Linked DNA regions of Mus musculus: region 1 is linked to region 2. Evidence: chromatin loops called from intact Hi-C (ENCODE). Cell type or tissue: heart. All regions are shown on one strand. Links, peaks and the distances in the headings refer to the core of each region. The heading gives the core; the rest is flanking DNA. Region 1 holds the start of Cd248 (CD248 antigen, endosialin). Region 2 has its middle 8.3 kb from the start of Slc29a2.

Evidence for each region. Peaks named below come from ENCODE experiments on the same cell type or tissue, not always from the same donor. Only the 100,000 strongest peaks of a DNase experiment are listed, where the experiment ranks them.
Region 1: it touches region 2 in a loop (7-fold over the local background); 14 of 42 quality-filtered maps call a loop at or near these places.

Annotation. Positions count from the first base shown.
Region 1 is chr19:5,065,875-5,081,106 of GRCm38, reverse strand. It overlaps Cd248 (CD248 antigen, endosialin), which reads right to left and starts at 13,029. Exons shown (of 1, transcript NM_054042.2): 1 at 10,467-13,029. The coding sequence starts at 12,981. The coding sequence ends at 10,684. Tmem151a (transmembrane protein 151A) reads left to right here. Exons shown (of 2, transcript NM_001001885.2): 2 at 1-1,774. In heart, for the core only: a CTCF peak has its summit at 7,743 (motif pointing right); DNase peaks (open chromatin) are centred at 7,916, 8,456, 8,996, 12,206 and 2 weaker places; H3K4me3 peaks cover 4,944 bases; H3K27ac peaks cover 4,625 bases; H3K27me3 peaks cover 3,144 bases.
Region 2 is chr19:5,008,079-5,023,310 of GRCm38, reverse strand. It overlaps a transcript of Slc29a2 not described here. Among named protein-coding and RNA genes, the nearest start is that of Slc29a2, 8.3 kb to the left of the region's middle. In heart, for the core only: CTCF peaks have their summits at 6,312 (motif pointing right) and 8,024 (motif pointing left); DNase peaks (open chromatin) are centred at 6,251 and 6,950; H3K4me3 peaks cover 1,054 bases; H3K27ac peaks cover 1,696 bases.

The DNA of each region.
Region 1 (15,232 bases), core at 4,610-12,609, 56 kb before region 2:
AGCTTTCCTTGTGACCCAGGTTTTCCAACTCTGAGCCCCAGCATCCTAAAATTCATATCTGCCTCTGTCAGCCACGCAGCACCTTGTCTCCACCATCCCTCCGGGCTTCTCTGCTCTTCACCTTCTGCGTGATCCACAGGATGCAGGACTACAGGGCATCCGAGGGGCTCTGCCTTGGCCACAGCCTCTTGGACGATGCCCTGGTTGCCTTGAAGGCCCCTGCTTCTCCCATTCATGGAGCCTGTCCAGGGGACACCATCCCTCCCTAGGGAGAACAGACTAGTCCCTTCCCTTCCAACTGGGGATTCCACCCCCTCTCAGGGGCTGGCGGGGGAGGGAAGAGACAGAGAAAATTAAATAAAGTTATGAAACGGGAGAGGTTTCACACGTGTGTTCCTGGGTGATGGGTCCAAGGCCACTGAGTACAGAGTCAGGTGTAATGGTGGGCTCAGGGAGGAGACCCAGAGGTAGCGTCTAGTATTCAGACACACAGGGTGGGAGCCTTTCTGCCTCCCCCAGGGCCTCTGAGACCCAGCTTTGAGATGGCCTGAGTAGCTGACTACACTCAACCCCAGTATCAGAACTTGATTACATAGTATGCATTGTCCCAGGTGACTCCTCTTCCAACCTGGTGGCAATTGCAAACCTGCTGGGCATGCAGAGGACTAAGGGGTGATGTCTGCTTCCCACTGTGGGGAGAAAGGTATGGCTTGTAACCCAAATACAGTTCCATTTGTGGCCACTGAGCAGTCTGGGGCAAGTTGAGGGAAAGAAAGCTGAAACATGGGCAAGCCAAAATGGAATCTAAAGAAAGAGAATACAGGAAGGGCCTCACTCTTCTGAGTGAGGTGTCAATGTTGTATGCAGAGTTTGCTCACGATGTCTACTATACACGAGTGCTAGGCTGCGGGGAAGCAGGAGTATAATTAGTTCCCGAGCTTTGAGTAGCATGGGGAAACAGAAGCCAAGACCCATGGCTCTAGGACAAACACCAGAGTCTGTGTTGGAGCTGGAGCCATGGTGAATAGTTGAAAAAGAAGAAAGCTGAGGCTTTACATGAAGACAACGTCCAGCTGCCTGCAGGGAAGTCTAGCTCAGTGGGTAGAGTGCTTGTCTAGCGTGCAAGTGGCCCAGGGTTCCAGCTCCAATAACATGAGTAGCAAGTGTGGTGATGTGAGTCTATCATCCCAGTGTTCAGAAGATAGAGGCAGGAGGTTGGAATTTCAAGGTCATCCTTAGCTAGGTCTGGAGTTCAAGATTAGCCTGGGAGACCTGAGACTCCATATAATAAACAACTGAAGTAGAAAACCTACAGTACCCAAAATACCAAGAAATCTTCCTGGGGGAGGTCTCTGCCCTTCCTTCTCCTCTGATACTATAGCTACCAAGTGCTCACAGAACCTTCTTTCTTCCTCAATGTATAAATCCAACTGTATCCTAGATGGCAGTGACCCCAGCCAAAGGCAACATTCTACACTCCCTTGCATGGATAGTGTGACATAATTCTAAGACATAGTCAGAAGGAGTGAGAAGGGATTTTTTTAAAGTATTATTTATTTTATGTATATTTTGAGTACACTGAAGCTGTATGCAGATACACCAGAAGAGGGCATCAGATCTCATTAAAAATGGTTGTGAGCCACCATGTGATTGCTGGAAATTGAACTCAGGACAACTGGAAGAGCAGTTAGTGCTCTTAACCACTGAGCCATATCTCCAACCTGAGAAGGGATTTCTAATGATGTCTTTTAAGATAAAAACAATGTTGGAGAAAGCCATTGTTTTTTGTTTTCTTTTGCTTCATCCGGTATTCATGTTGGAATGTACATGTGATAGCTGGAACTCTAGCAGTTATCTTGGATCTGGAGGTAACTTTGAAAATTGCAACCATGTGCAGAGAATAGTAATATCAAGATAAAAGATCCTGGGTCTCTACTGCCTCAGTGGGGTTGCCAAAGCACTCCTGGTTGCCTACTTCCAGACTTCAATGCAAAGGAGTAAAATACAGTTTATTTAAGTCACTATTTTCTCCTTCGTTTCCATTAACAACAACCTTTATTAATTATCAGGTGGTGATGGCGCACACCTTTAATCCCGGTACTCAGAAGGCAGAGGCAGGCATATCTCTGTGAGTTTGAGACTAAGCTGGCCTACAGAACAAGTTCCAGGGCAGCCAGGGTTATGCAAAGAATCCCTGTCTTGTGTTTTCTTTTTTTTTTTTTTAAATGTGTTCTTTTTTAAGATTTATTTATTATTATATGTAAATACACTGTAGCTGTCTTCAGACACACCAGAGGAGAGCGTCAGATCTTATTATGAATGGTTTTGAGTCACCATGTGGTTGCTGGGATTTGAACTCAGGACCTTCAGAAGAGCAGTCAGTGTTCTTAACTGCTGAGCCCTCTCTCCAGCCCAGAATCCCTGTCTTGAAGAAACAAAACCAAACTAAAACCAAAACAAGAAGAAACTATGATCCTTGCCATCTCTTCTTGCAGTTGTGGGTCAAGAATTCAGTCAAAGCACAATGAAGACACCCTATTCCCTGCCTCCCACATAGAGGGCCTCCTCTGGAGGTCTCAGGAGTCAAGCTGGGTTGTTCTGAGGGTCTGTCATAGGCGTCACGGGACTGACTAGAGATGTTGGCTAGAGCAGCCACTGGTGGACTCCTGGCGCCTGGGTCTCCTTATGCCCACCAGCTGGCTGCAGGGACAAGGAGAACAGCAAGGGAACCGCACTGTCACACAGAGGCACAGCAGAAGGTTGTCATACAGACATCAGGCTTAAGTGGGGAGAACACAGACCCCACTTCTCCACCAGGTGTGGGGGAGCACAGCCCTGGGATCCCAGAACTAGGACGTGAAAGCAGAAGAATCAGGAGTTCAAGGTCATGTTAGACTGCACAGTGAGTTCCAGTCCAGACTCTGGTACCTGAGACTCTCTCTCTCTCTTTTTAAGGTATTTAACCTCAGGCCCACCCTAAGAAGTCACATTCATTTGGTTTTACTCATCCACTTTCTTTTTTTTTAAGATTTATTTATTTGGGGCTGGTGAGATGGCTCAGTGGGTAAGAGCACCCGACTGCTCTTCCGAAGGTATGGAGTTCAAATCCCAGCAACCACATGGTGGCTCACAACCATCTGTAACAAGATCTGATGCCCTCTTCTGGAGTGTCTGAAGACAGCTACAGTGTACTTACATATAATAAATAAATCTTTAAAAAAAGAAAAAAAACGCCGGGCGGTGGTGGCGCACGCCTTTAATCCCAGCACTCGGGAGGCAGAGGCAGGCGAATTTCTGAGTTCGAGGCCAGCCTGGTCTACAGAGTGAGTTCCAGGACAGCCAGGACTACACAGAGAAACCCTGTCTCAAAAAACCAAAAAAAAAAAAAAAAAAAAAAAAAAAAAGATTTATTTATTTATTATATGTAAGTACACTGCAGCTGTCCTCAGATACTCCAGAAGAGAGCATCAGATTTCGTTACGGATGGTTGTGAGCCACCACAACAGGGATTTGAACTCAGGACCTTCAGAAGAGCAGTCGGCGCTCTTAACCACTGAGCCATCTCGCCAGACCCTTTTTCAAAACACACACACACACACAAAAAAAAACCACAACAGGAGATGGGAGAAACAATCATGGTCTTCCTTACAAATGAGATGATGGCTGAGCCCGGCCGCTACGTACTGACCTCCACAGCTTGATCTGCCTTTTATGATCTTGGCTGGAGAACAGGGTGGTGGCAGTATGTCAGATGTAGGTCTTCTCAGGACAGGGTGACCTGCTACACATTTATTGGGGGCTTTCATACTCATAAATGTAGGTGGCAGGGATGATGGCAGGGATGATGTTTTTGGATTTTTAAAAAAAGATTTATTTATTTACTATTATATGTAAGTACACGTCTCCAGACACTCCAGAAGAGGGAGTCAGATCTCACTACGGATGGTTGTGAGCCACCATGTGGTTGCTGGAATTTGAACTCAGGACCTTCGGAAGAGCAGTCAGTGCTCTTACCTGCTGAGCCATCTCTCCAGCCCCTGGACTTTTTTTTTTTTAAGACAGGGTTTTGTGTGTGTGTGTCCCCTGGCTGTCCTAGAACTAGTTCTGTAAACCAGGCTGATCTTGAGATCCACCTGCTTCTGCTGGGATTAAAGGCCCGTACCACCACCTCCCAGGGTAAGTACAGTCCTAATGTACTTACCCTCATCACTCAGGCTGTGGTATTCGGTGATAACAACAGAAAAGTTAGTTCTGTCTATTTCCCCAGAATGGTAGGAGTGTCAGGGCTCTCTGTGGATGCCCTGGCAGTTGTCTGGGATTCTCTCAGCAGCACCATATGATGAACAGATGGACCTTCATTCTCAGCCGGGACCTGTGACTGGAGATGCAGATGCAGATGCCAGTCTTGGGCAATCCAGGGATAACAGCCAAACACTTGATCCTCAACACTGACAAACAAGTTGTCTCAGTCAATGCACACAACTCAAGGACTTCCCATCAGGCCTCATCACCTTAGTGCTGCCACATTGTAAATCAAAACTCAGCATGAGAGAGGGACAAGCCACTGACTGTGGTACCACCTCAGAATGGCTTTCCATACATCCCCACCTGAATAAATGACACCAAGCAGGGGAATGAGGCAGAACTCAGGTCAGGAGAGGTAGCCCAGTGGTTAAGAGCACTGACTGCTCTTCCAGAGGTCCTGGGTTCAATTCCCAGCAACCACACGGTGGCTCACAACCATCTGTAATGGGATCTGTTGCCCTCTTGTGGTGTCTCAGAAGAAAGCCACAGTGTACTCACATACATAAAATAAATAAATCTTAAAAAAACAAAAACAAAAAAGCAGGGCGGTGGTGGTGCACGCCTTTAATCCCAGCACTCAGGAGGCAGAGGCAGGTGGATTTCTGAGTTCCAGGCCAGCCTGGTCTACAGAGTGAGTTCCAGGACAGCCAGGGCTACACAGAGAAACCCTGTCTCGAAAAACAAACAAAAAAACAAAAACAAAAAATAAAAAACAAAAAAACTTTTGCCTGGTGGAGGTGGCACATGCCTTTAGTCCCAGCACTCGGGAGGCAGAGGCAAGTGGATCTGTGTGATTTCGAAAAACAAAACAAAAACAGAACAAAGCAACAATAAGAACAAAATCTCAGTGGGGCATGGTGGCGCACGCCTTTCATCCAGCACTCGGGAGGCAGAGGCAGGTGGATTTCTGAGTTTGAGGCCAGCCTGGTCTACAAAGTGAGTTCCAGGACAGCCAGGGCTACACAGAGAAACCCTGTCTCGAAAAACAAACAAAACAAAGAACAAGATCTTTTAAAAATAAAAACACAAGCCTCAGACATCTTACAGCTTCTCCATCTCCTTGCCTTTCGGTCCATCTCTGGGTCCTCTCAAATCTGCGTGCCCACTCTTCTCTGTTCTTCTCCTTCACGGCCCAGTTCCCCCACTACCTAAATTCAGGCCAGATCTTTCTCTGTCTGCTGTGCTGGCTGATTTTATATCAACCTAACATTAAGCTAGAGTCATTTTGGAAGAGGAAATCACACCTGAGAAAATGCCTCCATCAGATGTCTGGAGTGCATTTTCTTGCTTAATGACTGACGTGGGAGGGCCCAGCCCATTCTGAGTGGTACCACCCTTGGTTGATGGTCCTGGGTGCTATAACAAAGCAAGCAGAGAAAACCATGAGAAGTGAACCTGTAAGCAGTGCTTCTCCATGGCCTCTGCTCCAGTTCCCACCTCCAGGTTCCTGCCCTGCTTGAGTTCCTGCCTGACTTCCCTTATTGATATAGAACAGTGTGATCAGGGAGTTGTAAGCTCAAATAAACCCTTTCCTCTCCAACCTGTTTTGGTGAAGGTGTTTTATTACAGAAACAAAAACCCTAACTAAGACAGACACCCACCAGTGCCCAGAGTGGTCTTGCTTTAGGGTATAACTTTAACTTTTTCAAACCTCATTTTTAATGATGGTTCTTAAATGCTTTAACTTCCCCTTTAGCCCACCACCCACCAGAGGTAGTGGGAAAGAAAGGGTATGGTGGGGAGTGGACCTGTTTAGAAAGGTTCTTTGGAGGGACTCCAGTCTATGTTGTCTGGAAATCAGCAATTGAGTTCACAGGCTAGAAGACAGTGGCAGCTAGATCCACTTGAAACACTTCACAGATACACCAGTTTGGTAGAGTCGGGTTAGCAACAGCGGTGACACGACCTAGCAGAGATAGCCAGGCGTGAGCCTCGGTGTAAGTCAGTAGGGGAAGCAGGAGGAGTACTCAGCTGTGCCTCTCTCAGCAGAGTGACGATCACTGAAGACATGAGACCCACAAGCGTTGCACAACTAGCTCTATAAGCAAGCTTAGTCCAGCCTCCACCACTGTCCATCAAGTCCTATTTATCATCAAGTGTCCTCCATGTGTCTTGCCTCACCATGTTTGTCTGTCTCAGCTGACATCACTCTGCCAATCAGTCCGAGTCCAAAGAACCAGCAAGAGCCTGCAGCACAGCACCAGAAGGTTTTTTGGCATGTTTCTCTCTATGGAGGCTCAACAAGTGAAGCTCAACCAAGCAATGTAAGGCGGGCCAATGCATGCCTGTTGTTAGTGAAGACTCCTTCATCACGTGTCCTCTCACGCGCTTGCTTTAACAGAACATCCTTTCACCTGTGTCTGCTTCAGATAACCGTTCCTTCACGAGTCTGCCTTAGGCTCTCACCTGTGTCCACTTCAGGAGACCGCTCCTTCACAAGTTTGCCCCAGCCAACACCTTCCAGCACAACGACTTTCCAAAACCCTTAAGTCTGCACTTCAGTACGGATTCTTCCTGCTGTCTCTGGCCACTTTTTCTGATGCATGACAGGGTTTCAAGAAATACCGAAGAGCTGAGTGGTCAGATGCCTGAGCGGTAGATGGGGGACACAGTAACTACTAGAGAAGGTCCTTCCCAATGTTTCAGACAAGCAGGCAAGCTCTGAACAATTAGCTGTGTCTTGGACTAGGACTGGGCAGAAAATTCACTGTTATTTTCAATTTGCATCAAATGCTACCATCACCTGTAGTATTGAGAGCACCAAAATTGGCTTGCAGTTTTGGGCCTGAAGCTGTCCCAGGGGGGCCTGTGGGAATGGCGAGTGCTTGAACTTCACCACTAACTGAAGTAGGTTGGGCAAGGGTGACCCGTAGAAGCCTTCGAGGTTCCAACTCCTCTCTGTTGGCCCCAAAGATAACTGAAACTGTTTTATGGAACCCTGTGGACTTCTGCCCTCTAAAACACTCTCACAAAGAAGTGGGTGGAAAGTATTTTTAGTTTTTGTTTAGGCTGAAAGAAGTCTGTCCTGAGAGTCTGGCTGACGTCAACACCTTCCTAAAAACTACCACCTTCAGCTTCCGAACAGAGCTTCAGAGCCAAAGCCACGCCTTAAGTGAGAGTAAATACCATACTTTAGAGCACTGGATGGAGCGACTGGAGCCCGGCTTCAATGATTCTGGGCTTTGGAGGAGAAAGTGTGCTCTCACTTCTGCTAACAGGATCATGGGAATGAACAATTTGAGTTCTACCAGCCAATTTAAAGATTTTCCAGGGTCACTTGATAGGGTGACTTGATGACTGAAGTGAAGCACCCTTGGTAACAGAATCCCAAACATGAGGAAGAATATTTGTCTTGTGAGGCAGGGGAATCAGCAGATATTTAGTAGCACAAACAAATCAAATAATTATTGAACAATTAGTATGCATTTTATAACCTTCCGGTGACTGTAAGTCTGTGGTTGCCAACGCCAGATGGCGCTAAATGGCCAATCATTGACACTGTCCGGCTCTTTAACCGTATGACTGAGAAGGAAAAGGGGCTCCAGGACTGGGATGGGGGGGGGGCGGGGGGCTTTCTGTTTAGAGGTAAGAGGGTTAGAGCGTATGCGCGTGCGCGTGGTGGTTGTGTGCGCGCAAACCGAGTGTATTTCACATCCAGGGAGGCAGGAGGCGGAGCATGAGTGGGAAGGGTTACTGGTTTCTTTTCCTAAGTGGGAGGTACTTCTGAGTGGTCTAGAGAGCAGGCTTTTGGTGGTTTTGGTTGTGTGTGTGTGTTTGTTTGTTTGTTTTGTTTTATTCTGTTTTGAGACAGGGCTTCTTCTCTGTGTAGTCCTAGCCGTCCAGGAACTCACTCTGTAGACTAGGCTGGCCTCGAACTCAGAGATCCATCTGACTCTGGCTCCTGAATGCTGGGATGAAAGGCATGCACCACCACTGTCCAGTAACAGAGGACTGTGTGTGTTGTATTGGTGATAGTGCGCCTGTGGAGGTCACATGACAACTTGCCGGGATCTATTCTTCCCTTCCACTAGATGCGTCCCAGAGATGGATCTCAGGCCGTCAAGCTTGGCAGTGGGCGTCTTTACCTATCTAGCGGCCTAAAAAGGGCTTCCTTGGGTGGATCCGATTTAAAGGTATTATTAAGAGGCGTGGCTTCATAGGGCTAGACAGAGGAGGGTTTAAGCAATGAACATTACCTGGGGGTAGTTCTTCTGCCGGCCTGAGCTCAGTGAAGGGGCGGAGTCTGAAGAATAGTTCCAAGGCAATTCCGTTCCCTGGAGGCGGAGTTTACTTGGGTCTTTTAGGAACAGCGTTTTTGGTCTCGGTGGGATATCCCAGACTCGGAAGGGACTAAGCACGAGAATGCGCAAAGTCTGGACAGAGTTCATACCTCGGTGAAGACAAGATTTATAAACTCCTCTTGTCTCGATTTCTGCTTAGATGTGGAGACGCAGCTTGTTGCTTATGGGCGGGGTCCTGGGGGAGGTGATAAGGCAGAGGGGCTAGCAATAGCTCTAAGGGCATCTTTGAGCTGGCGAGGGGTGAGGCTATGGCTTTGGCCGGCGGGGCCTCCGGGGAGTTTTCTCTCCCCCACCCCGCCCCCGCCTCCAAGGGGCGTGGCTCATTATTGGAAGGGCGGGGCTGATAATCGAGGCAACCTCCGCCGCGCGGAGGTGAGGCTCAGCTTGAGAGTTAATGGGAGGAGCCTGAGACTCAGCTTTCGGTAGAGGCGGAGCCTGAGTCTGGGTGCAGGCGGGGGCTCTGCCCTGGGAGGCCGTTTGTTTAGGCCCGCACGCAGCTCCGCATCTGGTGCTCATTACTAGATGACAAAGAGCCGGCTCTGGGCCCCCTTCCCCACACCCATCCTCCCGCGGACTGCAGCGCATTTAACTCTTTCTCTCCCTCAGGGTGCTGACTACTCTCTGCCAGAGGTCATGGGAAGGAGCTTCAGGCCTCCGTCCCAGCAGACGGTGTCATTCCAAAAGTGGTGCCTCAGGCCCACGCTTTCTGGAAAACCAGGGGACCTCCCTCCATTCCATCCATCAATCCCCCGCCCCCTCGACTGCCTCTCCGAGGTTAAAGCTGGGAAGGATCTGGCAGGGGCGTCTGGTTTGAGTTAGGGGAACGTGAGAGTGGCTACCCGGGCGGTGCGTTCCCTCTGCCCCCCCTCTGTGAACCCCCACTCCTAGTTGGTCCCCAGCGCCCGCACTCCCTCTCCTAGTCTCCTGGGATACAATCCTTGGGCGAGAATGTGGCATAGGGGCTTCAAGAAGAGAAAGGGCGCTGGGCCACCCTCCTCACCTGCCTGGGGGCGGGGGGTGTGGGGTGTGCGGCTTTGCCCAGTCCTAATTAGAAGCCCCACGAGGGCTAAGCTGAAAAATTATAGAGGTGGTGGAACCGGCGTCTCCCTCTTCCAGGTCCCGTCCCTTCCCCCCAAGACAGTCAGCGAGGATAAGGGGGGGAGGTTATCTCACACTCGTGATCTCTGACCAGGACCCCAAACCTGAATAGCCTCGTGCTGCTAGGGTCTGCCGGGATTTTTTTCTAGCGGTGCCACTTTCACCCCAACAGGGTAAAGAGTAGAATGTGTTCCCTAGTGGGAAGGCCTTGTTTCTAAGTGGACCCAGGAAGCTAGAACTGGGCTTTCCTCAACCTATTCTTACCTCTTCCCCCTATTATCTTCTATGAAGGCGATAGACCTACAACCCTAGGGTGGCTGCATCCTTGGCGATTCCCTGCCTAGACCTCTGGGCAACCTATGACCATGAGAAAGAACGTTCAGAAGAAAGTTCAGAAGAGCAGACCGCTGGAGACTCCTCTCTCCCCTAATCTCCAGCCCCATCCTACCTGAGATTCCCAAACTCCAGCTGGACTCCAGTTCATCAGAGACCCTCACCTCAAGACCTTCCCCCAGATTTTTGTTGCATTTTAATAAAGTGGGGGACAAGTATGGACTTTCTCCCTTATCAAACCTCCAGGCCACTCAGCCTGCTGTGTAACAGAGGGTAAGTAAGGCCCTGCCCTCTCCTGTCTCATTTCACTGAAAATTACGAAGCATATCTTTTCTGAAAGGGGTCTTATCTCACCTAGATAAATGGAAGGTCCCTTTCCCCCTGAGGCCTCCCAGACCCTTCCCTCAGGCATCAGTGGGGATGATGAACTTTGGGTGAGGTTGGCACCCCATTTATTGGAGAAGATCCCAGCACCCACCCCTTGAGGTCCTGGAGTCCTGGTGTGTCCTTTGCCATGGATGCTGGGCTCAAAGAACAGAACCTCCTCTGTCAGCTGGGCAGCCCCCATAAGTCCTTGGTGTGGTCTCAGCCATGTGTCCAAAGCAAGTCCTTTTCTTCTATCCCACAAAGGGGCATCTGCACCCCATCACACACTGGTTCTACAGGTCTGTACCCCTGTAAGGCTGCCTCTGGGGGGCATGGGTTCTGTTGAGCTCTTGTTCCCAGCATGTGTGACCCAGCGATAGCAGTCCGTGATCCGCTTGTTGGGTGCGTGGGAGCCACAGCGAGTGCAGTACACAATGCCCAGGGCAAGCAGCACCACCAAGAAGACACATGTTGGCACCAGGAGTGCCACCAGCAGCCAGCGGTCATCCCTTTGGCTTTGGCCTGCAAGACCTGACTCTGCCAGGGCTGTTGGAGCTGCTGTGGAGGGCACCGAGGGCAGCTGTGGCACTGATTTGGGACTGGGAACTCCTTCCCTTGGGACTAGAGGGGCTCTGGAATAGGAATGTGTAGGGCTGATAGATGAGGTCTGGTTAGTGGGCCTCTGAGGGGGGAGGGGAGAAGAAGGGAAGGCTGGGGGCTGGTTGGCAGCAGGCACAGGAGTTTCATGGACAGAAGACCTGGAGTTGGTAGGAAGAGGGGGCTGGAGAGCTGAGACAGAAAGCTGGGGGGCCTGGGTTCTGATACCTGGAGCATCTGGGAGCAAAGGGTGTTGATGGGCTTTAGAAGTGGTATCCCCAGGATCAAGGTGAGGGGGGACTGGAGGCAAATAAGTGATAGTGTGGGTATCTGGAGACATAGGGGCCTGGTGGGGAGGGAAGACTTGGGGATAGTTGGTTGAGATAATGGGGGGCTGGTACGGAGGAGACCGTGCTGGGTGAGTGGCCGAGGTTATCCCAGGCTTGTGGCCAAAAGGCAGGTCTGGATAATTGGCCTTGATTTTGGGGATCTGGTGCTCAGAGAACACAGCTGGAGGTGTGGCAGGGGCCATGGCAGGTGGGTGGACAGGGCTCAGGGGTGGGCGTGTAGCTGAAATAACAGAGGTCTTGTGGGCAGAAGGTAGTGTGGGTCGAGTGGCAGAGATCACCATGGGCCGTGTGGCAGACACCACTGAGGAGTGGTAGGGGCCCCTGGGGGCACTAAGTGGGGGTGGCCAGGTAGGCTCCAGGTGCAATCTCTGAGGCTCTCCATCCTGTGGGAAGTTGGGCCTATAGGGCAGGCCAAAGTCAGGTGGATGTGTAGGTGCCAGCCATAGGATCCCCTGTTCCTCTGTCCAGGTGCCATCAAAGTCCTCCCAGGGCTCCTCTTCATCCTCCCCTTCTTCTCCATCATCCAGCAACTCATCTCTGAGATCCTGGGAAGCCTGGGCACCCATGGCTCCTGCAGGGCTACAGCTGATACCATCTGCCTCAAGCTCGTGACCCTCGCTGCAGTAACACTCAAAGCCACCAACATAGTTGACACACATCTGCTGGCACACACCAGCAATCTGGCACTCATCCGTGTCCACGCAGCGGTGTGGATCATCCTCAGCTGGCCGGAAGCCAAGGCGACAGTGGCAGCTATAGCCTTGTGGCCCTCCAGGTTCACACTGCTGCTCACAGGGGGCCTGGGCACAGGGGTCTTCACAACTGTGCCCATCTGCTGCTAGACGGAAGCCTTCACTGCAGCGGCAGGACACAGCACCGTCCACCTCTTCCACACACTCATGTTCGCAACCCCCATTGTCAGGACCACAGCCAGTCCCTGGGCACAGCGGGCCAGTCTGGGACCAGCCCACGCCACCTGAAGGCTGTTTCACGCACAGCAGAGAAGCTCCCCTGCCAGCTTGGCACTGCACAGCTGCCACGGAGCCAAAGGGCAGCCATTCGAACTCGCTGGAAACCAGGTTGAAGGGTGTGGTGTAGACAGCGGGACCGGCCTGACCCACCTCAAGCGGCAAGGCAGGGCAGGCACCCTCAAAACCAAACTGGCAGAGGTAGCCATCGACAGCCAGTGTGCACGAGCCTTCGAGCCAGCGATGCTCTCCGCTGGCCTCAAGGGCTGCACAGCGCTGGGCTGGGCAGGGTCCTTCCGTAGCCGGCTGGGCCCAGTTGGTGAAGGCGGTGTCCTGGTCTCCCGTGGTCCATATGAAGCCCCGCAGTGGGCGCTGCGGCTGGCATTGCCTAGCCTGCCGCTGCAACCCAATCCATAGCAGCCCGTTGGCCGGCCCGACCCCCACCAGGCTGTCCACACGCTGGGCCTCCTCTGGGGTCCGCGGTGTGGCCAGGTTGCCCCCCAATTCGCGGCACGCCCGCCAAGCTTCCAGGAATGTGCGGCGCCGGGGAAAGAGCGCGTAGCAGCTGCTGGGGCCGCACGCGGCTCGAGGCTCCGGCGTCCAGGGGACCTGGCCCAGTGCGGGCACCGCGGCCACCCAGGCCAGCAGCAGGCGCAGCAGCATCGCGACGCCCCCCGACTGGCCCGGCTCGGGCCTGCCGCTGCTCTTGACAGGGGGAGGGATCAAGGCCTCTGGCGGGAGGGCCGGGGGCGGGCCCGGCGGACTCACGCCTTGTAAGGAGTGGGCTGGGGCCGCTGCCAGCTCCCCTGCTAGCTCCCCGGGGGCTGCTGGAGCAGGAAGCAGTGGGGTGGGGGGGGTTCTGGGGTGAGAGGCGAAGGGCAGAGGAGGGGGGAGGTACAACTAACGGGCTACCTCAGGCGTTACAGAGCTGAGAGTCAGGGAAAAGGGAACCTGTCTGTCTGAGAAGCATCCCCAGTCAACCCTCTGAAACTTCAGCGTTGTTTGCAGCTAAGGCAGCTGGGGTGAAGCTGTCTTCCAGAGAGACTCCCGAAAGCCGGGATCTGGATTCACCAGTATCAGTATACTGGCTGCATTCTGAGCTCAACGACTTGATCGGGCCAGCCCTTTCTCATCACACATATGTGAACGACTCCTTCCAAGCCTGGCAAGAGCATCTTCTCTGACACCCTATCTAAGGCCGCCAAACCCCAGCCTCACACACGCAGCTCTCCTGACATGCTGTGTATGCCCTTAGGTGGATAAGCTAGGATGATGTGGCCTGCTAAACGGTCTCAACGATGAGGCCCCACCCATTCCTGCCTGGGCCCTGCGTGAGAATCAACTTGATAACCTCCTTGAGAACCACCTCAACCAGACACGTATTTGATGAGCCCTTCGCTCAGCCTACCTCACTCCCAAGTTTTTTTGGCTCCAGCAGGACCAGCATTAGGGGTTAGGGAGGGGGGAGGAGGCCAAGGCCTGCTCTCTCCTTACCCTGGCTCAGTCAGGGGCCCTGGGAACCTGGGCTTAGAGCGGGAGGAGGCTGCCCCCTAACAGGAAATGCCTCTCCAGGCTTCTGCTGCAGGAAGGCAGGGTGCATGACTCTGGGCTCTGTGGAGACTGAGCTCTGCTCAGGGTGAGCACGGCTGCTATGAGGGGACCTGTGCAAGACCATGTATGGGCATGGGGACACAACAGGATAGTAAGTGTGACACAGGCATCACATTGTCCTCCTTACTCCCAGGGTCCTCTTCCAGCCCTTCCTGGAGGCCTCTGGAGGTTTGCACACTGGGCCAGGCACCCAGGGTGGCCCTGGGATTCTGTGTGAAGGATTAACCCCTGCATTCTCTTTTTACCTTTATTTATTTATTTATTTATTTTTAAGAGATGGAGTTTGCTCTGTTGCCAAGGCTATTCCAAACTCCTGGATTCTAAGTAGCAGGTACTACAGTCACCCAACACCAGGTAATCCTTTTATACCCTTGGGGTTTTTTGTTTGTTTGTTTGTTTGTTTTGGTTTTCTGAGACAGGGTTTCTCTGTGTAGCCCTGGCTGTCCTGGAACTCACTCTGTAGACCAGGCTGGCCTTGAATTCAGAAATCTGCCTGCCTCTGCCTCCCGAGTGTGCCATCGTGCCCGGCTACTCTTGGTTTTTATTTCGACTTTTAAAAACATTTTTGCTTTCTGTTTATGAGTGTTTTTCCTGCATGTATGCGTGTGTACCGTGTGTGTGCCTGTTACCTTCAGAAGTCAGAAGAGGGCATCAAATTCCCTGGAACTGGAGTTACGGGTATTTTTAAACTACCGTGTGGGTGCTGGGAACCAAACTTGGGTCCTCTGCAAGAGCAAGAAGTACTCTTCGCTGCTTAGGCATCACTCCAGCCCGTTTTTTATTTATTTATTTTTCCGAGACAGGGTTTCTCTGTATAGCCTTGGCTGTCCTGGAACTCACTCTGTAGACCAGGATGGCTTCGAACTCAGAAATCCGCCTGCTTCTGCCTCCCGAGTGCTGGGATTAAAGGCATGCACCACTACGCCCTGTCCGTTTTTGATTTTTTGAGGCAAAGTCTTACATGTTGCCCAGGCTAAGCTGGAGCTCACTGTGTGGTCCAGGATGACCTTAAAGTCCTGGTCTTCCCATCACCTCTGAGTCTGGCATTAACACACGATCCTTTATATTCTCCGCAGATTCTGAGCCAGCTGGGGATGTGGCTTCGTGGTAGGGTGATGTCTGGTCCTGGGTTGAATTCCCAGCACTAAAAATCTCATGACCCATGGATGAGAAAGTGAAAGAGAAGGTTTGTTCTTTGGAACACTGTCCTGGCCTGGATACTCTGCTACTAACCTGTGTGAGTTCGAGGCTCTCTGAGTCCTCGTTCATGTCCCACCCCCATACACCCCACCCCTTTTTAAAG
Region 2 (15,232 bases), core at 2,733-10,732:
AAAAAAAAAAAAAAAAGAAAAAGAAATATATTTATGTGGACTGGTGAGAGCGTTTGCTGCCAAGCCTGATGCCCCGAGGCCACGCCCAGGACCCATATGTTAGAAAAACTGAAGCGACTCCAGCAAATTGTTCCCTAACCTCCACACAAGCACAGTGGCACACGTGCTTCTAAGTAATAAATACAAATAAATATGAATATATAAAAGTATATATATACAAGGTTATATAAATGTGTGTCTTCTAAAGAATATAGTTTTTTAGAATGTTTTTCCTATGTATCAGCCAGACCATGCTGTTACTATCCCTGTTCTGTCCTGTTCCCGGAATCTAGCCACCAGGCTTGGCTCATCGAAGGTGGTTCCTTAGATCATGGTGGACTGCAGATGACTGTGTGGTACTGGGAACTGAACTCAGAGCCCTGTGCATGCGAGGCAAACACTCTTACCCCTGGGCTGCATCTAACCCTAGCTGGTGACGTTAGGGAAAAGACAGCAATGGATTACACTGGGAAAGACAGTTACTCTTTAAGTTTTCTTTCCAGACTTCCATTATGCCAAGAGGGACAGTCTTGAGTTCAGTTCTAACAGGTTTTCAAGGCCTCTTCATCCCCTCTGCCTTGAGCATCTCTCGACAGTTTTACCTACACACAGTTAGTCACTTGCATTTTTCGAATGCTTATTCTAATAACTATTACTGACCTGTTTCCTACTTGACAGTGATAGGAGAGTGAGTCAAAGTGGGACAGGGGGTGGGATGTTGCCCTGGCACCATCTTGAAGATGGAGATGAGGGTCTGGGGAGCAGTCTGTTGTCTTGGGCTGGGATGGAAGGGGATGAGGCGTTTCAGAGAAGGAACGGCCTGTACCAGGACCGGGGACAGGAGAGTGCTGGCACACTATGGGACATACTAATAGATCCCTTTGGCTGGGAGGAGTTGGATTTTACCTCAGATTCTCAGCTCAGCCTGACTGGGGATCTGTAATTAACCAATATTTTGCTTCTACTTTGTGGCGAAATGCTGTGCATAACAGAACCCAGGCAGGACAATTTTTGATGGCACAGTGACATCCTAAGGGAGGCAAGAAAGGAAAACACTTAGTAATAAAATAATAAGTATGTGATTGGTTAGTGCTCAGACACATGAAGCAGTCACAAGCTTAGCCCCTCTTTATAAAACCAGTTTTAAACACACGGCAGGGGCACCAAAAGCAGACTCTTAAAGGCCACTGGTGTGGGCTGGAGAGATGGCTCAGCAGTTAAGAGCACTGACTGCTCTCGCACAGGTCCTGAGTTCAATTCCCAGCAACCACATGGTGGCTCACACCATCTGTAATGGGCTCTGATGCACACTCTTCTGGTGTGTCTGAAGACAGCTACAGTGCACTCACATACATAAATACATAAATAATATTTTGCCGGACGTGGTGGCACACGCCTTTAATCCCAGCACTCAGGAGGCAGAGGCAGGCGGATTTCTGAGTTCAAGGCCAGCCTGGTCTACAAAGTGAGTTCCAGGACAGCCAGGGCTACACAGAGAAGCCCTGTCTCAAAAAAACAAACAAAAAAAAAAAAACAAAAAAAACAAAAAACAAAAAAAGCAAAATCCCAAAAAATCCTGTGTCCTGAGGATGTGCCATACTGGAATGGAGACCAAGGCTTGGCGAAACTCCAAATGAAACAATGCAGCTGTCTCTCTGCAGACAGTTGGCCAAGTTGCTGGAAAATGCTGTGCATATTTAAACCTTACAGATAATTCACTATGTCTGCATGTCAAGTGGACTTACAGCCCAGGTTCAGAAAATTATCAGGGTGGTTTAAAAAAAAATGTTGGTTTTATTTGTAGCACAGTTTGAGATTTACAGGACAGAGCTCTGTGTAGTAGCTGGACGGCAACTCAATCTCCCTCCTTCAAATCCTGCACTAATGTGGCACATCCAAGGCAGTGGGTGAACCGTATGACCCAGCTCCTGCAGCACCAGGCCTGCCTGCACGCAGCCATGCTCCCCACCGTGAGGATGGACTAAACCTCTAAACTGTAAGCCAGTCCCAATTAAATGCTTAAGAGCTGCCTTGGCTATGGTATCTCTTCTCAGCAATAGAGCACTGACTAAGACAGATCCCCTGGAGCTAGAGTTGTGAAAGAGTGTAAGGTGTCTGATGTGAGTGCTGGGAACCGAACTCTGCTCATTTCCCCAAAAGAAGTTGTTTGTTTGTTTGTTTGTTTTGTTCCTTTCCCGTGCCAGTTAGAGTGATGGCTCAGTGCTTAAGAGCACTTGCTGTATTTGATCCACTTGCAGAGGATTGGCAGACACCATGCAGGAAGAGTTGCAGCTGATAATTGAGCTCCCTGGAGCCTGCCTACCATCTTGCTCAGCATTGATGGGCGCACTCTAGTGAAGCACAGCCCCAGAGACTTGGTCCCAGGATTGCTTCTTGGGGCTGATGTGCTTTCTCAGCTTGTCTTTGCCATAGTCCTCATTTATGTGGCTTGGTGTGAGTGGACACCAGGAGACCCTCACTGCCTGTAGCCTGGTGTGATTACTTCCTGGGTGATGGCCCACTCTGTTGGGCAAACTTCCTGCAGATTAGCATGAAGATGAACTTTCATGAATTAATGCTGTTTAGGTGAAATGATGACTTGATAGAATTCCTGATTTGATTAAAATAATTTTAGGAAGAAAGTTTAAGGAGATGGCTTTAGTTGTTTTGTCAGAAAGATGTAATAAAGTTAGAATCAAGAATAGAATGTGGGGGGGGGGGACTGGAGAGATGGCTTAGCGGGTAAGAACACTGACTATTCTTTCAAAGGTCCCGAGTTCAAATCCCAGCAACCATATGGTGGCTCACTACCATTGGTAATGAGATCTGATGCCTTCTTCTGGTGTGTCTGAAGACAGTGTACTTATAATAACAAATGAATCTTTAAAAAAAAAATAGGATGTGGGGCTAGAGAGATGGCTTAGTGGTTGAGAGCACTGACAGCTCTTCCAGGGGTCTTGAGTTCAACTCTCAGCAACCACATGGTGGCTCACAGTTATTTATAATGGGATCTGATGCCCTCTTCTGGTGTCTCTGAAGAGAGTGACAGTGTACTCATATAAATAAAATAAATAAATCTTTAAAAAAAGAGAGAATAGAATGTGCCCTTCTCATAGAATAGTGAGTTAAGGCTGCATAATAAGGAATACAATGAACTTTCATAAATTGGACTAAGAAGAAAAAAAAGACTTGGAATAGATAGATTTGTGATCAAGGAAAAACATCCATGCTAGGTCAGGTCCAAGGATGAAGCCACAGGTGTGCACTATGATAAATTAAAACAAGGCCGTGTGAAACTGTTGCTTTGAACTTATAGAATGAAACACTGCTTTGAACTTACTATTGACATCTTTCTGTAACTCCCCCTTTATGTAACATTTTGTCTACTAGGTAATTCTTTCTTACATAAAGAACTTTTTGTCTAAAAAGCTATAAGAAGCTGAAAGCAATAATAAAGTTGGGTGTGTGCGACTTTCTTTCTCCCCCCCCTCCCTTCCTCCCTCCTTTCTTTCCTTCTTTCTTTCTTTCTTTCTTTCTTTCTTTCTTTCTTTCTTTCTTTCTTTCTTTTCCTTTTTCTCTGAAATTGCCAGAAGCCCTCAGCTCTAGCCCCCAGAACGTTGAGAGTTAAATGCCAGAGGTCATCAGCCTTTGGCCTTGGTCCCAAGTTGTGTCCCATCTCAGTACTTGACCCTGTCAGGGCTGCCCCCTAGCAAAGGACAGGGGTTCCTCCATTTCCCAGAATCCACAGCAGACAGCTCACAACCATCTATATAAATCCCAGTTCCAGGGGAACCAGTGCCTTCTTGCCTCCTTGTGTTTCACAGGTAAAACACTCAAACACATAAAATAAAAATAAATAATGATGAAAATAAAAATAAACCAACCCGTGCCTATGTAATTCCCTTCATTTCCTCAGAACTGATTTCTTCCTAGAAGTTAACTTGTTTTCTGAATTAATAATCTTTGCTTTTTTTTCTTTTTCTCATACGTATGTGTTTGTGGTGTGCATATGTTTATTCATGTTTGCCTGTATGTGGATATACATATATACATGCATATGCCTGTGTATGTAGAGGTTAAAATCGGGACTCTCAAAAACTCTCCTTATTCTTTGAGTCAGAGTCTCTCAATCAAACCCAGAACTCATCGATTTAGCTAGTCTCACTAGCCGGCTTGCTCCAGGGATCCCTTCTCTGACTTCTGAGTGCTTGAGTTACAGGTGAGCTACCATCTCCAACATGGCATGTATGTGGGTTCCGGGGATCCCAACAGCAAACACTTTAACCGCTGAGTCATCTGCTCAGCCCAAGCTTCCCTTTTCTATAGAACTTTGGGTTCACAACAAAATGGAAGTGCACAAAGAATCCTCACACACTTCTCATGCCCGCTGCCCCATGGCCGACTTCCTGTCAGTCAGTATTACCCAAAGTCCACAGCTTATATAGGGCTCACTCCTAGTGTTGTACATCTGGGTACATGCTGTTATGACACACCGGTGACACACTACATTTCCAGCTTCTAAAGGTGGAGTTTGAAAGACCTGTGCGGGCAAGTGGGAGGCCCCAGGGGCTGTGCTTGGAATGTTGGCTGTTTGTTACTTTGTTGCTTTTGTTTTTCTATTAGGGCAGCGGTTCTCAACCTTCCTACATCTGAGACTCCTGTAATATAGTTCCTCATGCTGTGGTGACCCCCAACTAGAAAATTATTTTTGTTGCTACTTTATAACTAATTTTACTACTGATATGAATTGTAATATACATTTCTGACATACAGGATATCTGACTCACAAAGGGGTGGCAAGCCACATGTTGGGAACTGCTGTTTTAGGAGCTTAAAAATAGCATCCACTGGGTGCTTCCTTGGTTCCAGTCAGTGTTCTGAGCTCTTTACCAGCATCTCCTCATCTAATCCCCAGGGACTCTGGCAAGAGGCGCTGCCTTGCCTATGAGGAAGCTGAAGCACAGAGAGATTAAGGTACGTGTTTCTGTTCTCTGAAAGTCGCAGAGTCAGGGCTCAAACCCAGCACACCTTATGGATCACCACACATTTCTACAGTGATGAGGGGGGAAAATGAGTAAAAATAGGCCCTCTGAGAGACCCCTGCATCGAGTCAAGAAATATGGGTTGTCTTTGTCACTTCCTGTTGCCATAACAAAATACCTGGTACCAGGTAATTTATAAGTAATCAAGGTTTATTTAGCTCACAGTTCTTGTTCTCGGGAGGGGAAAGAAGTCCAAGAGCTTGTTATTGGCATTGATGTGGGTATCTCCCTGTGTCGGAACTTGGTAGAGGCATCACTGGGCTAGGCAGTGTAAGGTGTGTCAGAGGAGGCTGCTCTCATGTCACAGTCACTTCCCAGAGAAGCCTCTAAGCCACTCATCTCTGAGCAGATGAATCTGTTTCTCAGGGTAGAGCCCTTGTGACTCAAACACTTCTCATAATTCCCACGCCTCAAATACCTCTGGGATTAAGTGTGTAATACATGGGTTTTATCCAGACCACACCGCTGTTTTTACCCTTTCCAGCTGTCCACTGCTCTTCCTGCTGAGAGTTTAGACCAAGAGGAAGAAGGCTCAGATTCTGTTTTATTTTCTCTGCAGGCACTGGTGGGGACCGGAGAGATGTCTCAGAGGCTAAGCCTCTCCTGTCCTTGTTGAGGACCTGAATTCAGTTGCCAGCAGCTCACAACCAGCTGGAACTCCAGCTCCGGGGGATCTGACACCCTCTTCTGCCCTTCTAGAACTACCATATTCATGTGCACACACTCATATACAAATCACTTAAAATACAAATAAACATTCTACTAAAGGCTGCTGAGACGGCTCACTAGGTAAAGGCCCTGGATGACCCAAGTTCAGTTCCTGGGAGCCACAGAGTAGAAGGAGGGAACCAACACCTGCAAGCTGTTCTCTGACCGCCACACTTTTTTTTTTTTTTTTTTTTTTTTTTTGGTTTTTCGAGACAGGGTTTCTCTGTGTAGCCCTGGCTGTCCTGGAACTCACTTTGTAGACCAGGCTGGCCTCGAACTCAGAAATCTGCCTGCCTCTGCCTTCCCGAGTGCTGGGATTAAAGGCATGCGCCACCACGCCCGGCCTAATTTCTTTTTCTACATTCTTTGATTTGTGTGTGTTGTGTGCGCGTGCGAGTGCAGGGCCTTGGGGAGGCACAGCAGCATGTTGAGGTTAGAACACATCCAAACTGGAAACCCCTTGGTTTCTCAATGCCTGCTGTCTATAGAAAGGTCAGGTCTGTGTTGCCTGTGGTCGCCACAGGGGGGCAGCCTAACAGCTTGCAGACAGCAAAGAAGCCTTGGTTTTCAACCGCATTCTGGCAAGCACGTGAACTCTCAAGTTTTAAGAGGGGATACATGTGTTAGAAAAGAGAACCTTGCAGAAAGTAAGGTAATAGGTTTTCTCTGACGAGAAATAAGCCAATTCGAGCCGAATTTCAAAAGTATAAAAAGCCAGGTTTTTTAGGAGCGAGCTCCCGGGTGAGCTCACAAGCCTCAGAGGACGAGACTAGAAAAAGAACACTAGGATCCCCTAATGCCCTGCGAGCACTGTGCAAGGGAGACTACTACATAAACTTCCCAACGGTTCAAACAGCAACCAGGAAGCAACTGGCCTAGGGCGGTGTGAACCTGAACCAGCCTGCTATGTGGGAAACTGCTGCCAAGAAACTGTCACAATTCCAGTCAGTTCCTTTGCCTTAGGCTTTGGTGAACGTATCCGAACTGGATCTCTGGGAATCTCACGGTATAGAAGGGCTATATCTGTAAGAGACAGACTTTCCATTAAGGATAGCTAGCTAGCTCATCAAAGGCCAGTGTTCTTAAAACCTCCCCAGTCTGTGTGCCCAGCCCCGGATGCCAGGCATTCCTGAGCCTTGTTGTTGCTGCTGTTTAACCAGTTATAAATAAGTTCCTGAGGCCCAGCCCCCACCCGTGCAGTGAGACACAGTCATTCCCCTACCTTGGGGTGAAACTGTATGAACCTCCAGTCCAGTTCCCCCGCTCACCCTGTTTGGGGGTCTCGCACCCTTTGGCAAAGGTAAACTGTATACCGCCTTGTTCTTTCCCTGTGGTGGAGTGTCCCTGTGCCACACTGGGAATGTGCCTTCCCAACACGCCTATTAAAATAGCATCAACAATGGGAGCAAGCCTGTCAACCTTGGATTTTGCATCCTCGACTGCTGTCTAGTTCTCTCTCTTCTCGTTTATGGTTTGTATGTTCTAAATGGTTGACATAGTTTATCTCCTTGTTGGCAGGAGATTCACTCAGATGGTCTTGCTGCTCTGGGGTTCACTCCTTCAATCTGAGTCCCCATGATCACCCTCCCATTCCTGAAAGTCATAAGAGTAGAGACCCTAAACCCTTCTATTCCCATATTTCTTTTAAAAAAAAGATTTATTTTTTTATTTTATGTATATGACTACATTGTTGCTAATCTTCAGACACACCAGAAGAGGACTTCGGATTCCATTACTGATGGTTGTGAACCACCATGTGAGTGCTGGGAATTGAACTCAGGACTCCTGGAAAAGCAGTCAGTACTTTTAACTACTGAGTCGTCTCTCCAGCTGTTCCCATATTTCAACCCTGCCCCATCTCATGTTTTTCCAGACAGTGTCTCTCAGTTACAGCCCTGGCTGTCCTGGAAATTGATTTGTAGACCAGGCTGACCTTGAACTCACAGAGATCTGCCTCCCTTAACCCCCTGCTGGGATTGAAGGCATGAACTACCACACCTGGCCTTAGCACATCTCTTAAATGATTTGGGGTGTCAACTTTTGAGGGGAGGATGACACAGAGATTAGCAGGTTTGAAGATGACCTCGCTCTAATATTCTGTTGTGGATTTTGCTATATCTAGACAAAAGAAACCAGGACAGATTTATAATCATGCCTTTCTTGTGGGGACTGTGGATGTGGGTTCTTCCTTCAGCAGCGTCTCCTCAGCGCCCTCTATTGGAAAGACATGGGATAGAATTTCCAGCAGCTTTTAATTGTTTCTTTTTGAATCAGAGTCTTTCCCTACCAAGGCTGCTGGCTCCACTCTTTTTTTAAAGATTTATTTATTTACTATACGTAAGTACACTGCAGCTGTCCCCAGACACTCCAGAAGAGGGTGCCAGATCCTGTTACGGATGTTTGTGAGCCACCATGTGGCCCCCGAAATTGAACTCAGAACCTTCAGAAGAGCAGTCAGTGCTCTCAGCCACCGAGCCATCTCTCCCGCCCCCTGCTGGCTCCACTCTTAAAGATCATTTGATTTCAGTTCCCAGGCGCTGGAATTACAGAATTCCTGGACTCAACAACCAATTTCATGAATAACAAAGGAGAAAGGCAATCGGCAGGTCCTGAGGCAAAAATGGGAAAAGGCAGTCAGCAGATGTGGGCGTCTTACCACACACAAGATGTCCTCTGGTCTTAACATTTTAACTGCAAAGATGGTGGAGAAATAAAGTTGTTTTCCTTTTTTTCCTCCCAAGATAGGGTCTCATGTCATAGCCCAGGCTAGCCTGAACTCTGTGTGGTTAAAGATGAACTTGAACTCCTGATTTTCTTGCCTCTACCTTCCAAGTGGTGGAGTTACAGGTGTGTGCCACCATACCTGCCTCTCAGGCTGCAGTTTCAGGGCCTGGAGAGAGGGCTTGGTGCTTTAGAGCAGTTTCTGCTCTTGCAGAGGATTGGTGTCCAGATCTCAGCACGCACATGGCAGCTCATAACCGACTCCGTGGGAGTCGACGCTTTATTTTTAGCTTCCTTGGGCAGCAGGCACATACATGGTGCACACGTGAACACACACAGGCAAACACTCAAAACACTCATATACATAAAACAAAAACAAAAATATAGATTAAAAATAATTAGATTTTAAGTGCAAGTTGCTATGGTTGGGTAGGAGTTCCTTAAAGCCCTGTGTGTTAAAGGCATGGTCACAGCCTGGGTCACCTTATTGGGAGGTAACTGAGCCTTTAAGACATGGGATTAGAAAAAAGAAGTTATACCAGGTTACTGGCGAGATGGCTCAGCAGTTAAGAGCACTGGCTTCTCTTCCAAAGAAACTGGGTTCCATTCCCAGCACCCACATGGCAGCTCACAGCTGCCTGTAACTGCAGGGATCTGACACCCTCATACAAACATAAATAAAAATAAATAAATCATTAGGAAAATAAAAAAATAGGGCTGGAGAGATGGCTCAGTGGTTAAGAGCATTGACTGCTCTTCTGAAGGTCCTGAGTTCAAATCCCAGCAACCACATGGCGGCTCACAACCATCCATAATGAGATCTGATGTCCTCTTCTGGTGCATCTGAAGACAGCTACAGTGTACTTAGATATAATAATAAATAAATCTTAAAAAAAGAAAAAATATATAAAAAATAAGAGAAGTTATGTCACTGAGGGTGTGCCCTTTAAGGGGGTACTAGGACTCTAACTCCTTACTCTGTTTCTCAGTTTGTCTCCCTGCTACCAAGAGATGAAGAGGACCCCGCCCCTTCACCATAGCACACTGAGCCATCCCAGGTCTAAAGCTAGAGTCAATCGAAAGCAGACTAAAATCTCAGAAAATGTGAGCTAAAATAACCTTCCGTCCTTGAACGTTGCTGCTGTGACCTGGATGTTAAATGAAGGCTTACTCCCCAAAGCACCAGTGTTCAGTGGGCGGCTCCTGAGGCTCCGACTTCAGGACTGGACTGGCAGGGTGTGGATTCCTAGCACAGTGAGCTACTAGGAAATGGGAGGAATCAGAAGGCAGATAGAGTTGGAGCAGGTTAGTCACCAGGACTGTGCCCTTGAAGCCTGTTTCCTTGCTGGCCCCTTCTTTCTCTCCTGCTTCCTGTCGACGGTGAGCTAAATAACTTCACTTCTCTCTCCCTGCAATCATGACCGGCTCACCACAGGACCAGAAACAAGAGCCAACTGTGAGCCAAAAATAAATTATTCCTAATTACAGCGGATTCCTCAGGCACTTTGTCACAGCAACGGAAAGCTGACTAACGGCGAGATTGATATCTTAGGCCCTCTGTCATACTGATGCAAAGCTGACTAACACACTGGGGCTGTTCTTTTAAAGCAAATCTATTAGGCATTTGATGGCTTAAAATGGATGAGATGAAACGGCTGTGTTTCACCTCCAGAGAAAAGATGCAGGGCACCAGTTAGGGCTAGAACACACTGGGTGACAGAATGCACCTAATAGAGGGTGGGGTCAAAACCTGTGCCAGGCAGAGCACAGACCACACAGTGCTTTCCAGATGGTGCCAGGGTTGGTGATTCAGTGCAGGTGCCAGTATCTTTGTTCTGGAGCTCCCGGCCCATAGGTCCATCGATGTATCTCCTATTACTCTTGCAGGGTGGAGCTCCAAAGACCACAACCAAAATCTGAATTGAGTCTGTACTAAGCTGGCTGGTGACTGCCTGGAGAGAAACACTTCCCATAGTGCAGCCTCAAGTGCATTTTACAGAGAGCGTTTAAAGCCAAAGAACACAGGCTGGCAGCTGCAGGGAGAAGTGGGGCAAGCCAGCAGTTTAATACAAATCAAACACCATGCCGTTAGCTGGGCATTTTTGACTCTGAGTTTCTAGAGCAAGGGTGGTTGCTTTCCCACAAGATTGTTCACAGTGGAGATGGGAAAAGGGACCGGTCAGTTTCGTGTTAAATTAAAGATAGCTCCAGCTAAGACAAGATGGAGGAACCTTTGCTCTGTCACAATTCTGTGCTCAATCCACTGAGGAAGGTGAGGGAGAAGGTGGGCTGGCCATGATGGTTAGCAGCTCTAGTTAGGGCTGAACAATAAGCTAACCTCTTACCTGCCCTCCAGTAAGCACAAACACAACGAGGAAGCCCCGGTTCTGTGGGCCTCTCTTCTCTTTTCTCTCTTTCCTCCTTTCCTTCTGGTTGAAATTGGGTCTCATTCTGTGTATTAGGCTGGCCTCGGACTCTCCACAAACCTCCTGACTCAGCTTCCTAAATGCTAGGATGACAGGCATGCGCATCACGCTTGGTTTAGAATGGATCTTATCAGTAGGTTTATTTAATCTAAACTATGAAACTGTTGAATTCAGAGCAAGGTGTGGTGGCACGTGCCTCTGGTCTCTGCCCTCGGGAGGTAGAGGAAGGCAGATGAGAAACTTACGGCCATCCTTGGCTACTGTGTTGGCTGATCTTGGACAGCAACTTGACTACAGCTAGAATCAACTAAAACTGCTGGGCAAAGCCGGGCAGAAGGGCGCACGCCTTTAATCCCAGCACTTGGGAGGCAGAGGCAGGCGGATTTCTGAGTTCGAGGCCAGCCTGGTCTACAAAGTGAGTTCCAGGACAGCTAGGGAAACCCTGTCTCGAGATAGGGAGGACCCCCCCCCCCCACACACACACACCAAACCTTGGCCACTCCCAGAAGGTGTGGCCCATATATGATGGCATGGAAGAAGAAAGCCTTTGATTTTTGCCCACTTGCCTCACCCAGTTCATCTATCCTCTTGCTCAGGTATTCCCTTGCTTGTATCAGAACCAATGTCTTTAGGGTTCCAACACAGACTGTCGATCAGCTGCTTTCCAGGAATCTTCAGGGATTGTAGCACCAGACTGGGAGTGTGTGTGTGTGTGTGTGTGTGTGTGTGGTAATGTGGGTGTGTTTGTATGAAAATGCATGTGTTTAATCATGCATATACACATGACTTCAGAGAACTCTGACTAACACACCTACATAGCAAGTTTGAGGCCACTCTGGGCTAGAGATTCTATCAAAATAACATACAAAAATCTCAAACATGTATTATAATCAAAACAGTAGGATGTGCCCCAGTAATTATGATCAAATTAGCAGAACTGATTGCAAGTCTATCTCCATTTAGACATGTTTGGAAACCTAAAAATTCTACATATAATAAAATACCTTTTTTGGCATTGTTTTTTTCACCAGAAGGTGAAGTCTTCTGGAAAGTGTTTTCTAAGAGCACAAAGAAGCTGGGTTCCAGAGAGAGCCAAGGTTGTACCTCGTGCTGCAGCTGCACTTGGTAATGTGTAAGGTGTTACTGGCTTTGAAGACATGAAGGAGTCATGAAGAGCAGCTGAGGCTTGGCACTGTGAGAGGCCAGGGAAGGCTATTGATGAAAGTGCAGCCTCAGTTGTAGTTGGTGGCCCAGGACTGAAGGGGTCATGCAAAGGAGTTGAGGCTTGGCACCATAAAGAGAGCCTATGAGAGGCTATTGATGAAACCTAGTTGCAGCAGAAGACCCCATCGTATTGGAGATGCCAGTACCACAGGATGATCACCAAGAATGGCAGCAGCAGTGAAGTGGATCAACCTGAGCTTAGAGTGCTACAGAGGGCAGAGCTGGAGAAGCGAGGCCAGCCCTTTGGAGGAGCCCGGAAGATCATGTGTGGATCCCAGACACTGAAACAAGAAACTGTTGAAAGAAAGATGAAATTTCAAGACCTGTAAGTCATATAAAGTACCCAGAAATTACTGGTTGTTTGTGAGCTAGAGGCTGCCTGGGGCTGAAAACAAAGAAAAACAAACCCAGGTATGCCCCGTAGTTAAAACATTCCTGGGAACAGCTTGACCATAAAAAAATAAATGTAAAAATTTATGTTTTGATGGGGACAGACAGACAAACCACACAATAGACAGAATATGTAAGATGCTAAGTTCATGGAAAAAGAAAAAAAAAAAAGAGTAAGATTGTAGAAGTGCAATTTTTTTTTTTTTTAAGAAAAAGCAGACTTGTTTATTTCAGGAAATGGACAAACCTTTACACCTTCCTCCCAGCATTTCATTGGCTCTCAAGTAGTATTATATGGGGCTCTCTCTTTTTTTTCGTTGGCTTCCTCCATTGCCTTATCCTGCATCAGGGGTCTCTGTCCATGCTGGTAAGTGCTTGATTGCCTCAGGGAGGAAGGTTGAGGCAGGGTCTGCTTGGCTACGTTCCACCCTTTTGTTTTAATTTTTGAAAGCCCAGTATGTGGAGAGCCGCAATAACATTTACCATCTTAAGATGGCGCTGGCTCCGCAGTGCCTTATGCCACCTAAACAAAGAACAAGCTATATGCGCATGTGCTAAAAGCAAAAACCCACCAAAAGTCACCAGCCCATTTCCAGGGCACCGGTCCATCCCCCAGGGCACTAGCCCAACCCCTGGGGCGTTTAGCCTATCCCTAGGGTGCATGAGAATCGTGGGTGTTGCTACCAGTCCTAGTCACCAAAAAGTATTTAAGACACACACTTTCTGAGCCTTCTTTGTCTACCTCAATATGTTATGAAGTAAAGTTAACCATGGAAGAATCTGGCGTCCTGTGTCTGTTTCTGCTGGCGGGAACAGGCTCAGGATACCAGTGGGAATCAGAGTTCCTTGCTCTGGCCCCATCTCAGGTGGCCTCCAGTAGAGTTAGCCATGCCTGTCTTATGTTTACCTGCCAAGCAGGTTCTTACCCTTCATTGACTACCAGCCGGGAAAGGTCAGCCATATGCGTTATCTGATGAATACTAAGATAGGATTTTTTGGTAAAGCATTTCTCACATTCACTACATTTGTAAGGTTTCTCTCCTGTATGAATTCTCTGATGAAAAATAAGATAGGATTCTTGGGTATAGGATTGGTCACATTCACTACATTTGTATGGTTTCTCTCCTGTATGAATTCTCTGATGAATACTAAGATAGGATTTTTTGGTAAAGCATTTGCCACATTCACTACATTTGTAAGGTTTCTCTCCTGTATGCATTATCTGATGACTTGTCAGACTAACTTTGTCAGTAAAGCAATTGTCACTTTCACTGCATTTGTAAGGTTTCTCTCCTGTATGAATTCCTTGATGAACACTAAGATGGGATTGATGGGTAAAGCATTTGTCACTTTCACTATATTTGTAACTTTTCACACCACTATTGTTTAGTTTCACCATGAGTTTATGTTTAGAGACAAAAACTTTATCAAAATCTGTACTTTGTGTGTGTTCTTTCTTCTCCAGGTGGATTCCTTGCTTGGGACTAATAATAGAACACACATTTAGACAGTTTGCACAGTCTTTGTATTTGCAAGCTTCTTTAGTGTTCCCAAGTTTATGTCTTTTTCGGTTTGAAACTTGATGAGAGGTATCACTGAGGTTAGCTTTATGAGGTATACTTTCGGTGGATTCAAAAATCACATTGCTAAGTTTGTTACATTTAGAAGAGTTCTCTTGAATATTCATTTGCTTATGGACAATGCACTTGGTGTCTTGATCCAAGAACTTCCTATGCTTTCCACATATGCAATGATTTTCAGAATTTTCCTCATTCAGGGGTCTTTGGACATCTCAGAGAATTTACATAAACACATAGTAGGAAAACTTCATGAATTTTTTGTTGTTTACCAAGACATTAGCAGCAAATTAAAGATTTGCTATCATCACTGTTTTCAAATATTTTGTGTGCAGTTTGGATTGTATACTGGCTTTTCAAGTTCTCTATTGTTGGGGCCGGCCAGTGGCTCACATGTCTGGGTTCGAGCCTGGAAGGCATCTTGGAACTGGAAGGTGACAGGACCAGCTGCTGAATGTCCTAGGAGGCCAGCACAACAACTGCTGCTTAAGAAAGTTTTCAGGTTCTGCAAATACTAGGCACTAGTCTCCCTCCAGGACTTCCTGACCACGAGGCAGCCGAGGTCCAAGGATGTAGATGTGCAAATTTTGAGGGACACTTTATGTTTTGCCCAATTTCTTTCTTTCTTTCTTTCTTTCTTTCTTTCTTTCTTTCTTTCTTTCTTTCTTTCTTTCTTTCTTTCTTTCTTTCTTCCTTCCTTCCTTCCTTCCTTCCTTCCTTTCTTCCTTTCTTTCTTTCTTTCTTTCTTTCTTTCTTTTGTTTTTTTTTGTTATGTCTTAGTTAGGGTTTTACTGCTGTGAACAGACACCATGACCAAGGCAACTCTTCTAAGGACAACATTTAATTGGGGCTGGCTTGCAGGTTCATCATGGCAGAAGGCTTGTTTTTTTAATTCATTCTTTTAGAGGACCCAGGTTTGGGCCTCAGAGCCCATATGGCAGCTTACAACTGTCTGTATTTCCATTTCCAAGGGATCTGATACCCTCCTCTGGCCTCTGTAGTGACCAAGCACGCAGATGGTGCACAGACATACATGTAAGCAAAACACCCACACGTGTAAAATAGAATCATTCTTAATATTTTTTTTAAATTAAAGGAACGGACC